2 separate regions of the Homo sapiens genome follow, and region 2 is linked to region 1. A link is a loop called in an ENCODE intact Hi-C map of the cell type or tissue named here. Cell type or tissue: OCI-LY7. All regions are shown on one strand. Links, peaks and the distances in the headings refer to the core of each region. The heading gives the core; the rest is flanking DNA.

What was found. Hi-C counts contacts between places; a loop is a spot of excess contacts. Peaks named below come from ENCODE experiments on the same cell type or tissue, not always from the same donor. Only the 100,000 strongest peaks of a DNase experiment are listed, where the experiment ranks them.
Region 2: it touches region 1 in a loop (2.1-fold over the local background); 1 of 110 quality-filtered maps calls a loop at or near these places.

What each region holds. Positions count from the first base shown.
Region 1 is chr19:30,043,167-30,049,042 of GRCh38, forward strand. No RefSeq gene overlaps it. Among named protein-coding and RNA genes, the nearest start is that of URI1, 100 kb to the left of the region's middle. RefSeq lists an enhancer at 3,359-3,438. In OCI-LY7, for the core only: CTCF peaks have their summits at 3,437 (motif pointing right) and 3,636; a DNase peak (open chromatin) is centred at 3,445.
Region 2 is chr19:29,921,067-29,926,942 of GRCh38, forward strand. It overlaps the pseudogene PPIAP58 and a transcript of URI1 not described here. Among named protein-coding and RNA genes, the nearest start is that of URI1, 18 kb to the right of the region's middle. In OCI-LY7, for the core only: CTCF peaks have their summits at 2,803 and 3,004; DNase peaks (open chromatin) are centred at 2,815 and 3,195; H3K4me3 peaks cover 753 bases; H3K27ac peaks cover 1,413 bases.

The DNA.
Region 1 (5,876 bases), core at 646-5,645:
TCCCACATGTTGTGGGAGGGACCTGGTGGGATTGAATCATGGGGACTGTTTCCCCCAGACTGTTCTTGTGGTAGTGAGTGTAAGTCTCATGAGATCTGATGGTTTTATCAGGGGTTTCCACTTTTGCTTCTTCCTCATTTTCTCTTGCTGCTGCCATGTAAGAAGTGCCTTTTGCCTCCTACCATGATTCTGAGGCCATCCCAGCCATGTGGAACTGTAAGTCCAATTAAATCCCTTTCTTCCTAGTCTCAGGTATGTCTTTATCAGCAGCGTGAAAACAGACTAATACAAGACTCCACCCTTATCTAGAGCTCAGGCAGATAGGAACAAGTTTCCTTGCTGTGGTTCGTGTTTTTGACAGTGGGAACATTTGTTCTAGTCCAGCCGTTCACTCTGGCATTCTGGCAGCCTTTCCGGGGTCTGGTCTTCATGTATGATCTTAGTTCTACCATCTTGTTCGAGCTCAAGGACTTGCCGCTTATTTCCTGGTGCTTTTAAAACATAAATTTCTTGGCTAGGTCCCAGGACAGCTCTAACTTGATGCCAGTGGTTTTAGCTTTTTCTTTTCCTTCATTTTTAGCCACTGGTGATTTCTGTTACTTTCATGCAAGTAAGGCTCTGTATTTGAGAAGATATTTATTACATTTTATCCAGCATTTATAGCAGGAGAGTTGGTGGAGTACACTGTCTGTAGTGTTCCTAAGCAATTCCTTGGTCTGCTGTTCTGCTTTATAATGGCTTGAAACAGAACACTTAAGGCCAGCTTCAGTTTGTCCCATTGAAACTTTCATATAAAAAAGAAAGCTGTAATTTTAAGTTACAATTTATTTTTATTTTTATTTTTTTGGAGACGAAGTCTCACTCTGTTGCCCATGCTGGAGTGTAATGGCGCGATCTTGGCTCACTGCCGACCTCTGCCTCCCGGGTTCAAGTGATTCTTCTGCCTCAGCCTCCCGAGTAGTAGCTGGGATTACAGGCGTGCGCCATCATGCTTGGCTAAGTTTTGTATTTTTAGTAGAGACGGGGTTTCACCATGTTGGTCAGGCTGGTCTTGAACTCCTGACCTTAGGTGATCCACCCGCCTTGGCCTCCCAGAGTGCTGGGATTACAGGCATGAGCCACTGTGCCTGGCCTTAAGTTACAATTGAAAACTGTAAGGTACTGTGCTAAGAAGGCCTTCAAGTAACTGATCTTCATTGGGAAGGCAGGTTAAGTGTATAGGTCGAAGGAGAATACCAGAAGTGTTCCAGGAGCTGTACACTGAGAGTTATAACTTGGGAGTCATAGTATCTTCTTTGAGGTAAGAAAACTGGCAACTGCTTCACGTCAGAGGAGGTACTCTAGGTAGGGTTAAGGATCAAGTGGATTTCTAGGATGGAAAAAATTTGAGTGTTGGGGACAGAGATGATGAAATTGAAACCTACACGGGTTTTATTTATGCCGTGTTCGAGTAATAAGAACTCAGAGCCTATTATCAGTAAAATGTATTTTTGGAGATTACAGATATTTTCTTGGGCTCCAAGATTTTCTTGGTAATGTCTATTTGGGATCTTGGAAGCTAAACTGAGGGTAAGAATGGACTGTCAGTGATGATTTGTTGGTGAATCGTATTTGCAAAGAGGGAATGGTTCAGTCTGATAAGAATTGCAATAAAGACAAAAATGTTGTGGCTTAGGGCAGACTTGGCTATTCTAAGATACAGAGCGGTGTCTAGGCTAGATCCACCTGTAGTCACAAAGACGTAAGTTTAATTTTTTTACAGTTACTGGAAATCTTTCAAGGAGCACTTGTTAGGAGCTAATTGAGGTGCAACCAAAGAGCAGCACTCAGAACCTCTTCAGAAAAGTGAAGTTTGCAAATACTTGCTTGAAACTTGAATGTGCTTAAGAGCACGGAGCCGAATGTGACCTGTGCAGGTTTTCCACACGGCCAGGACTCAGACCTGTGTGTGTCTTCTGTGCGGTTGTTGCACACTCCAAATCTGGTCTGTGTGGGTTCCTTAATAAGAAAGTCGCTGTAGGAAAAGCTGTCCATGTTGGAACTATGCAAAAATCTCTGAGAATTGGAAAGTTTTCTGGAAATCTATTGATTTTTTTGAAAAGTAAGGAGGTCAGTTTCCAATAACGATGAAAGGGAAGAAAACCCAACCAATGAATCTATGATTACTACCACAGTGGGTGTTTAAAACAGAAATATTTTTGGAACATGACATTTTATGTTGCAATGGAATCAACTGATGAGGGCTTGGGATGGGGGATTCCCTGATGGTTAATATCAGATTGACTAGGGACATTCTTCCACGCCAGCCAATCTCAGGAACACGGGAAGACGTGAGGGCTCCACAGGGTTAAGTGTGGACTGCCCATGGAAGAGCTGAGGGTTTCCCTATAATTATTCTTCATACTCTTCATCTTGGTGATCATTAACTTGGCATCAGCACCCTTTGGGGGCTATTTGTCCATTTTCAGCTGTTTCCTCTTGAACTATAAAGGCTCTCTCAACTTTGAAATGTACTGACCAGGCCACACTAGTAAGTTGTGGAGCCTGAATATATGGCAGCTGATGAATACAATGATGATGGTAGACATAGCCTTCCTTACGACGGGAGCCGCGGAAACCATCAGTCAGTCGACACCTTTCTGGTAACCTGGGCGTGGTTCATTACCCAGGTGGCATTCTCTTGCTTTGGAAATTTAAAAAATGGCAGATTTCTGTGTCCTAATAGTGGCAAATGCAGCTGTTTTTGTTGTTCATTTTAGCAAACTAATGACTTCTGCAAAAAGACGAACCAAGATTAAAAGAAATCAGATGTGTGTATTTGGTATGCAATATTTTTGTATTACAAATAGCTACATTCTAACCCACATTAACCCCATGATATGTGAATTTTGCCAACTCCTGCTATGTCTTTTAAATCAAATCCGGTAAATCACTATGAATGTTCTAATTTCTAAACAAACTAGTCTTCCAGTAGAAGTGCTTTAACACTGTACTGCAAATTAGACAACCTAAGATAAATGGACCATCTTTGTTAATTGTGTAGTTTAATTGATCAAAACTACCAGATAGGATTTTTATAGTGATTTTGCTTAGTATCAAATTCTATACTATTAAATAGCTTGTGAGTCATATATTTGGGGTCATTAAGATATATGCTGTTATTTAGCGTCTGTTAACCTTATTAAGCACCTTCTTTTTGGTCTAGTTCATGTCACAATATGAAATTGCTTTTAATTGAGATGACCAACTTCCATTACATTGTTCAACCCCTGTACAAAGCACTTTTCATTTTTGCTCTATTGATCGAGCAGCAATTGACTTGAACTATATTCAGAACCTGGTGGGGGAAGATGGGAGAAGATTTCTTGAAATGTTCTTTTTGCTGGTGGTTTTTTTCTCTGCATACCCCGCTGTTTGCTTGTAACTAATTTTGCATGCCAGTAGGTAGCAGTGGTGAGCAGAGGCACAGACAGAAAGCTGCCAGTCAGCGATTATAAATTATTATTCATTTCTGTTATAGGTGGGGTGTGCAGTCAGTTACAGTAATAATTACCAGGACTAGAGGGTTTCCTAGGCAACCAATTTCCCCCCTCATTCATGCTGTTGCTGAGAGAGTTCCTGTAAAGCATGACATTGCTGTATTCTGAGGTTTGTTGCCCCCCTGCTGCTCCAGGTTTGAGGTTAGTTACAGCATCATAAGACGCTCTCAAGCATAGAGAACTCAGGCTGGGCTTAAAAAGCATGCCGGCAGCAGGGCCTCTCCGCTGCTGCTTCACTTTTAAGGGACAGGGTTCCAAAAATGCAAATCCTGCATCTTGCTTGGTAACAGGAAGATCTCTTTAAGTTGCAGAACCTTTTATTTTTTATTATTTTGAAGATAGTGGATCATTTCATTTTTATAGTTTTATTATTTGATAAAAACGTGCAGAGACAGACCTAAAACTAGACTTCTCCTTAGGATTTGAGTCTAATAAATCAGTGGGGAACTGTCACAGCTAATCATGGTTGTGTTTGTTGTTTATTCAGTTTTATGAAAATGGCTCATGAAGAGAAAGGCAGCACTCTTCCTGCAGCAGCAGAATTAGTCCTTTATGTAGTAGGAAAATAATGGAAACCACATCTATTATCCGGGATCTATACATGAATCATATTATCCTATATTTGGGGGCTCTCCAATCTTTCATTTTAATGAACTTAACATCAAGTGCTTTGCAGTGATAAAAAAGTAGTATTTGTTTGTGTCTGCTGTGAAAAAAGATAGGGGTTCATGTTTCAGTCTTACGTGGAGATGTGAAATGTTTATCCATTTACAAGGCAGAAGTCACAAACCCAGACACAAGGCATCCGATCTCGTCCTCTGCTAGATGATTACAGACATGTTCAGTGCCTCACATTGGACCTGTGTATTTATCACCGCAAGTTCTCAGCAGGATGTAAGTTGTCTTCGTCAGTGTTCTTGGTGGGGACACCACCAGCGCTAGGCATGACCGATGAGTTCCTTGTCTGTGAACCATGACTGGGCTCTTGGACTTCTGGAGCTGCTTATACTTCCTGCAGGTGCCTGCTGTGTATTCAAGGGTGTGGTGGGGAACCTGCAGTCAAGTTCCAGGAGCAGCGAGGCTGCATGCAGGCTGGCTTGGTCCTGCAAGAGGCCACTGCTAACAACTCTATGCCTTTAGCCTTCCCTGGGTTTCTGGAGGAAAGCTGCCTTCTGCCCTGGACCCAGCTCCATCCTGCTCCGGAAGTGGCCCTAGGGTCCAGCTGTGCTGGGCAGTGAGACCTGCCAGTCACCATTTGTCCAAAACGTCTCACTGAGAATTGGCTTCCCACTTGAGAAAATCTTGAGGTCTAGGCCAGGCGCGGTGGCTCATGCCTGTAATCCCAGCACTTTGGGAGGCCGAGGTGTTTGGGTTACTTGAGGTCAGGAGTTCAAGACCAGCCTGGCCAATATGGTGAAACCCCGTCTCTACTAAAAATACAAAAATTTAGCCGGGTGTGGTGGCGGGTGCCTGTAATCCCAGCTACTAGGGAGGCTGAGGCAGGAGAATTGCTTGAGCCTGGGAGGCAGAGTTTGTAGTGAGCTGAGATCGGGCCACTGCACTCCAGCCTGGGTGACAGAGTGAGACTCTGTCTCAAAAAACAAAACAAAACAAAAAAAGGAAATCTTGAGGTCCAGTTTCTTGAAAACATCTCAAAGGTACTAAACATAAGTGCTCAGTCACCCTGTTAGATGTGGGCTTATGGAGTGATTCATAAAAATGAAATATGGACTATGTTTTTGATATAGATACTGTAAAATGTAATTGGCTACATGAATCCATCAGGCTGGGTTCATCTGTAGTTTAGGTTTACTTTAAATTGCTTAATAATCTTTTTAAAAGTATTTATAAGCCAGAACTATGAGACTAGCACCTGCCAGCCCAAACAGTATTATCAGGGAATCCCAGTTTTTTTTTTTTTCCCCCTGAATCGTTTAACAGCCTAAGTAGTAGAGTGTCTCTTGAAACGTAGCAGTCTGCTATACTTCAGGTGGGGACTTCCACACAATTTAGCAAAGAAAATAATTTTTAAAAATGTTCCTATTGCATACTACTCTGTGGCATAAATTATTTAAATGCAGTGCTTAGCCAAACTAATGTTACAGATTAGATGATGAACTGATAACGTCATATACAGTAAGTTAAAGACATGCAATGAAGTCGTTATTTACTTATGGACAACTACCCTTGCAAAACAAAGTCAGGAAAAGTGGGTGATGTTCAAATGAGGCCATTTGAACTGTAGCTTCAAAATAATCCCCTTTAATTTCATTCTCTGCATCTCTAAATTCTGGAGAAAGAAGGAATGTCTTCATCATCAGAAGGACCAGTCTCCTG
Region 2 (5,876 bases), core at 365-5,364, 120 kb before region 1:
CAAGCACAGAAGTCAATGATTTCATGAATATTATTAAGTTAAATCTTTACATTAAAAATATAAGTTGAGTTTTGCACACATCGCCACTGCCTCCAGGGGCCCCATACTATCAGCTATGGTCAACCCCACCAAGTTCTTCAATGAGCCCTGGGGCCGCATCTCCATCCAGCTGTTTGCAGACAAGTTTCCAAAGACAGCAGAAAATGTTTGTGCTCTGAGCATTGGAGAGAAAGGATTTGGTTATAAGGGTTCCTGCTTTCACAGAATTATTCCGGGGTTTATGTGTCACGGTGGTGACTTCACACACCATAATGGCAGTGGTGGCAAGTACATCTATGGGGAGAAATTTGATGATGAGAACTTCATCCTGAAGCAGACAGGTTCTGGCATCTTGTCCAAGGAAAATGCTGGACCCAACACAAACGGTTCCCAGTTTTTCATCTGCAGTGCCAAGAGTGAGTGGTTGGATGGTGAGCATGTGTTCTTTGGCAAGGTGAAAGAAGGCATGAATATTGTGGAGGCCATGGAGGGTTTTGGGTCCAGGAATGGCAAGACCAGCAAGAAGATCACCATTGCTGACTGTTGACAACTCTAATAAGCTTGACTTGTGTTCGTTTTGTTTTGTTTTTGAGACAGTTTCACTCTTGCCATCCAGGGTGGAGTGCAATGTCACAATCTCAGCTCACTGCAACCTCTGCCTCCCAGGTTCAAGTGATTCTCCTGCCTCAGCCTCCTGAGTAGCTGGGATTACAGGTGAGCACCACCATGCCTGGCTAATTTTTGTATTTTTAGTAGAGACGGGGTTTCACCGTGTTGGCCAGGCTGGTCTTGAACTCCTGACCTCAGGTTATCCGCCCACCTTGGCTTCCCAAAGTGCTGGGATTACAGGCATGTGCCACTGTGCCCAGTCGACTTGTGTTTTATCTTAACCTCAAGACCATTCCTTCTCTAGCTCCGGAGAGCACTCCTCCACCCCATTTGCTCACAGTATCCTATAATCTTTGTGCTCTCACTGCAGTTCCCTTTGAGCTCCAAGTTTTCCTTATTCCCTTCCATGCCTAGCTGGATTGTAAAGTTTATGATTATGAAATAAAAACTAAATAACGACAACAAAAAATATGAGTTGATTTAAATAAAAATATTAAGTAAATATTAGTATAGGTGGCAAGCGGATATGGCAAAAAAAATCAATAAAATTTGAATGTGAATGGCTACAATTCAGGAAATATGGTTTTAATAAAAACAGATACAAGCTGTGGCACGTGCTTGTAGTCCCAGCTGACGCGCAGGAGGGAGGAGTGCTTGAGCCCGGAAGTTCAGGGCCAGCCTGGGCAACATAGTGAGACCTCGTCTCAACAACAAAAATGAAAAAAATCAACAACAACAGAAACACAGATACATCTAAAATTGCTCTGGATCTTTGGAACAGGTCTGCCCTGAAGTGGTGTTTTATGGGCCTGGGCACTCTGGCACAAGCCCTTTCTGGGCACAAGGCGAAGTTGATGAGACTCATGCTTACTGCCAGCTTGCTCCAGGCCACTTTCAGCCACCAGCACCATGGCCTTCTGCCTCCTTAGTCTCTGTACCTTCCCTGGGATTTCCCCCAGGCTTGACTCTTCTCCCAACTCCTCTGTGCATGGCCTGAACTTGCCCTTGCAACCTGGCATGGATCAAGCTGGCTTCCTAGTTTCTGCCCCCCAGCTCCATTCACCCTTGGGTACTGGCCTCGCTTCATCACCTCTTTCTGTTATCTACACCCTTTGCCACATCACTTTGCAGTGCCCTGTCAATGTGACTCTGGGCTGGCCATGAGACCTGTGTTGACCAACAGAACCAGGCTGAAGTGACAGTGCACCAGTTCCAGAGGCCCTGAGTGTCTCTATACCATCTTGTGCATTTCTGCCATCTCTAAGATAAGGACGAAATCAGCAGGTCCTAGGATGAGGGTAAAATATGTGGAGCAGAGTTGCCTCAGCCAAGCCTCCAACCTCCAGCAGCACTCCAGCCCTCCCACAAACTCATGAAAAATAAGACATTATTGTTTTTTTTCAGCCATTGAGCTTTGGAGTGTCCATGTATCGGTTAGCTATTGCTGCGTATTTGTTGCACAGCAATAGCTAACTGATACATGGACACAAAGCAGCAGCCCCTGGCCCCCACCCCTGTTCAGTGACTGCTGTACTCACACACAGAGTAGAAAATGCTTGCACAAGTGGGATCAAGCATTTTCCCACTTTCATAACCATGCCCCATGGCGTTGCCACTGATATTGCCCTGCCTAGCACTGGAAAGAGGAGGTAGTGAGGGCAAATGGAACCTCTTTTGCTCAGTCCAGGGAGCAATAGGCAGCTGTCACCCACAAACGACATGGCTCCCACAATCTACTTCCCAGATCATAGTCCTGCCTAGCTGGGACTGGAGGTAGGATACAAGTTAGAGGTGTATTCCAGCCCCAGGGTGCTGGGTGAGGCCTGGGGATGTGTCCCTGCCCACAAGATAGAACTGGAATCTTCACGTCCACCAGATTCTGGGCCTCTCTCCTATGTCACAGATGGGAATTCTTTCCACATTATTCCCAGTGGGTCTTCTCACTCTTTTCCAGGCTCCTTGGAGGTCACTGCCCTGATGACAACATGGTCTTCCCTTCAAGGAAGCCACGTTTCTAAGAGGGCTCTGGCATATGCATTGGTGAGTTGAAGCTTGACAGTGTTATAGCTTCTCTGCTGTTAGTGTGAGGTTTGAGGATTTTACTTTAACCACATGGATTAGTCAGAGAAACAGAATGAACAAGATACAGATGGCGCTGTAGACATAGCTATAGACCTGGAAGAGGGGCTTTATAATGGAGATTGGCCTGAGTGATTAGGAGCCTAAGAAGTCCCACAGTATGTCATCTGCAGGTTGAAGAGCCACGGAAGCTGATGGTATCATTCAGTTTGAGCCTGAAGTTCTGAGAACCAGGAGCTTCAACGTCCCAGGGCAGGAGAAGGTGGATGTCCCAGGTCCAGAAGAGAGTGAATTTGCTTTTCCTCTGTCTTTTTGTTCTATTTGGGCCCTCAGTGGATTGAATGTTGCCCACCTACATTGGTGAGGGCAGATGTTTTTTACTCGGTCTACTGATTCGAGTACCAATCTCTTTGAAAACACCCTCCCAGATGCACCCAGAAATAATGTTGCACCTGCTATCTGGGTATCCCTTAACCCAGTCAAGCTGACAGCTAAAAGTAACCATCACACCACACTTTCACAAACACCTGGGTGCTTGCGGACTCACCTTTTACAATGGTTTTACCAGCCTCCTCCACAAGCACAGGCAAAGTCAGTTTCAAGGACAGGAGCCCCCCATTGTTGCTCGGTGTACTGGCGATCTAAACAAACACGTGCATTATAGGGGGTTTCTGTCATTTTTTAGCCACCTCGCTTTCATCCCTGGTCCTCATGACCCCTTGATTTCTTTCTGAGGAATTCCCTCCCTCCCACTGTGAGAACAGAGGGGCCAGGCCCTCCGTCTGTCTCCCAGCTCTAGGAGAGCCAGGGGTTGAGCCCCAGGCCAGAGCTCAGCCAATCAGAGGCTGTCCTGTGAGCAAGTGATACCGGGACTGATGGGATGGCTGGAGTGTGTGTTGCACAGATGCAACAGCAGCACACTGACCAGACCATGCCCCTGTGAGAGCCGGGGTGGGGCTCCACTGCTCCCTAGGGCTCCCAGGAGCTCTGCCTGCCCTCAGCTTCCTGTCCAGGCTCTCTGAACCCCCTCTTATTATTTTGTTTAATTTTTAATTTTTTTTAGATGAAGTCTCCCTTTGTTGCCCAAGCTGGAGTGCAACAGTGTGATCTCGGTTCACTGCAACCTCCGCCTCCTGGATTCAAGTGGTTCTCCTGCCTCAGCCTCCCAGGTAGCTGGGATCACAGGCATGCACCACCACGCCCGGCTAATTTTTGTATTTTTGGTAGAGACGGGGTTTCACCATGTTGGCCAGGCTGGTCTCGAACTACTGACCTTAGGTGATCCCCCTGCCTTGGCCTCCCAAAGTGCTGGGATTACAGGCGTGAGCCACCACACCTTGCTGCACCCTCTCTTGTTGATCCTTCTTGCTTGGTTAGGCAGAGACAGCCTCCAATTCTTGCAGCTACAAGGCCCGCACATGAAGGACAAAATGTTTTGGTTAATAATGTCTTCATGTGTGTAAGTCCTGTTTTTGTTTTCCAGTTGAATTGAGAGTTCCTTTTGGGCAGGAACTCTTTTTTCCCTTTGTCCTGGGTCCGGTACTTGGCATGCAGTAGATTCTAGGGCAGAGCTGGAGGCAGGGGGAGGCTGCCTAGAGCCAGAGGGCTTGTGTGTGAGGTCCGCCCCTGCACTCACTCACTGGGGGACCTTGGCTGAGTCCCGCGGCATTTTCAGTCTAGACATTGCATCAATTAAACAGGTGTGATGCTTATAATGATCACCCTCCTTCTTGGCCTCAGGGCCTCTGTGAGGTTTTAATGAATGAAGGCTGAAGAAACTCCACAGAGATGGTGACTTTCCCCCAGCACAGCTCTTGCCCTCAAGGAAGAGACACTCGACCAAACAGGCAACTGGAAACAGGATGGCTTCGTGGGCGTGTGTGACTTACACAGGGCTGTGCACTCAGAAGAATCCCGTGACTGACTTAGGCTCTGCAGCTGCCATCTTGAAATTCTTAATAACTTTTGAATGGTGTTGGGGGTGGGGTTGGAGGGGATGGTCCACACTTTCATTTTGCACTGGGCACTACAAATTATGTGACCGGCTCTGATTAAAATGCTACAAGAACTAACATGAAACTGGACACAGAAACCAGACCCCAGAGCACATACCGTATGAGTCCATTGGTATGAAGTTTAAAAACAGATGGCACTAGTCCAAAGGATTGGAAGTTGGAATAGTGGTTACCAGGACTGGGGGGAGGAAGGGATGGTGGATGGTGAACAAAAGGACCTTGGAGGGCTCCTGGGGTTCTAGGAATCAATCTTCCTTCTTTCCTTCCTTCCTTCCTTCCTCTTTCTCTCTTTCTTTCTGTTTTTATTTCAATAGGTTTTTAAGGAACAGGTGGTGTTGGTTACATGAATAAGTTCTTTAGCAGTGATTTCTGATATTTTGGTGCACCCATTACCCGAATAAAAATCTTCTCTCTTTCTTCCTCTCTCCTTCCTTCCTTCCTTCCTTCCTTCCTTCCTTCCTTCCTTCCTTCCTTCCTACCTTCTTTCCTTCAACAGAATCTTATTCTGTTGCCCAGGCTGGAGTGCAGTGGTACAATTATAGCTTTTTGCAGCCTCAACCTCCTGGGCTCAAGTGATCTTCCTGCCCCAGCCTCCTGAGTAGCCAGGACTACAGGAATGTGCCAACATGCCTGGCTAATTTTAAAAAATTTTTTATAGAGAAGAGGTCTCACTATGTTGCCCAGACTAGACTTGAACTCCTTCCCTCAAGTGATCTTTCTGCATCAGTCTTCCAAAGTGCTGGGATTGCAGGCATGAGCCACCTCACCCAGCCTTAGAAATGTTCTGTTTCTTGACCTGAGAGCTGGATATACAGGATTGCTCACTTTGTGAAAATTCGCTAAGGATTTGTGCACTTTTCTGCATATGTGTTAAACTGCAGTACAAGGTTAAAAGAAAATGTGTGAAACGACCTATACATTGCAAAGGAAAGGCCAGGGTGTTGAGCTTGACCCACCTTGGGGATGCTCAGAGAAGGCTTCCCTGGAGAGGGGTCTGGGTCAGGTCCTGAAGGAGGAGCAAGGGATGGGGGTTGGGAAGTTTTGTGGCTCCCTACCAAGGGATGACGTGCCTGTCTGGCAGGAGCTAGGCTCATGCATGGCTCGGGAGAGCACCTGCTTGTACTGAGTCTGGCT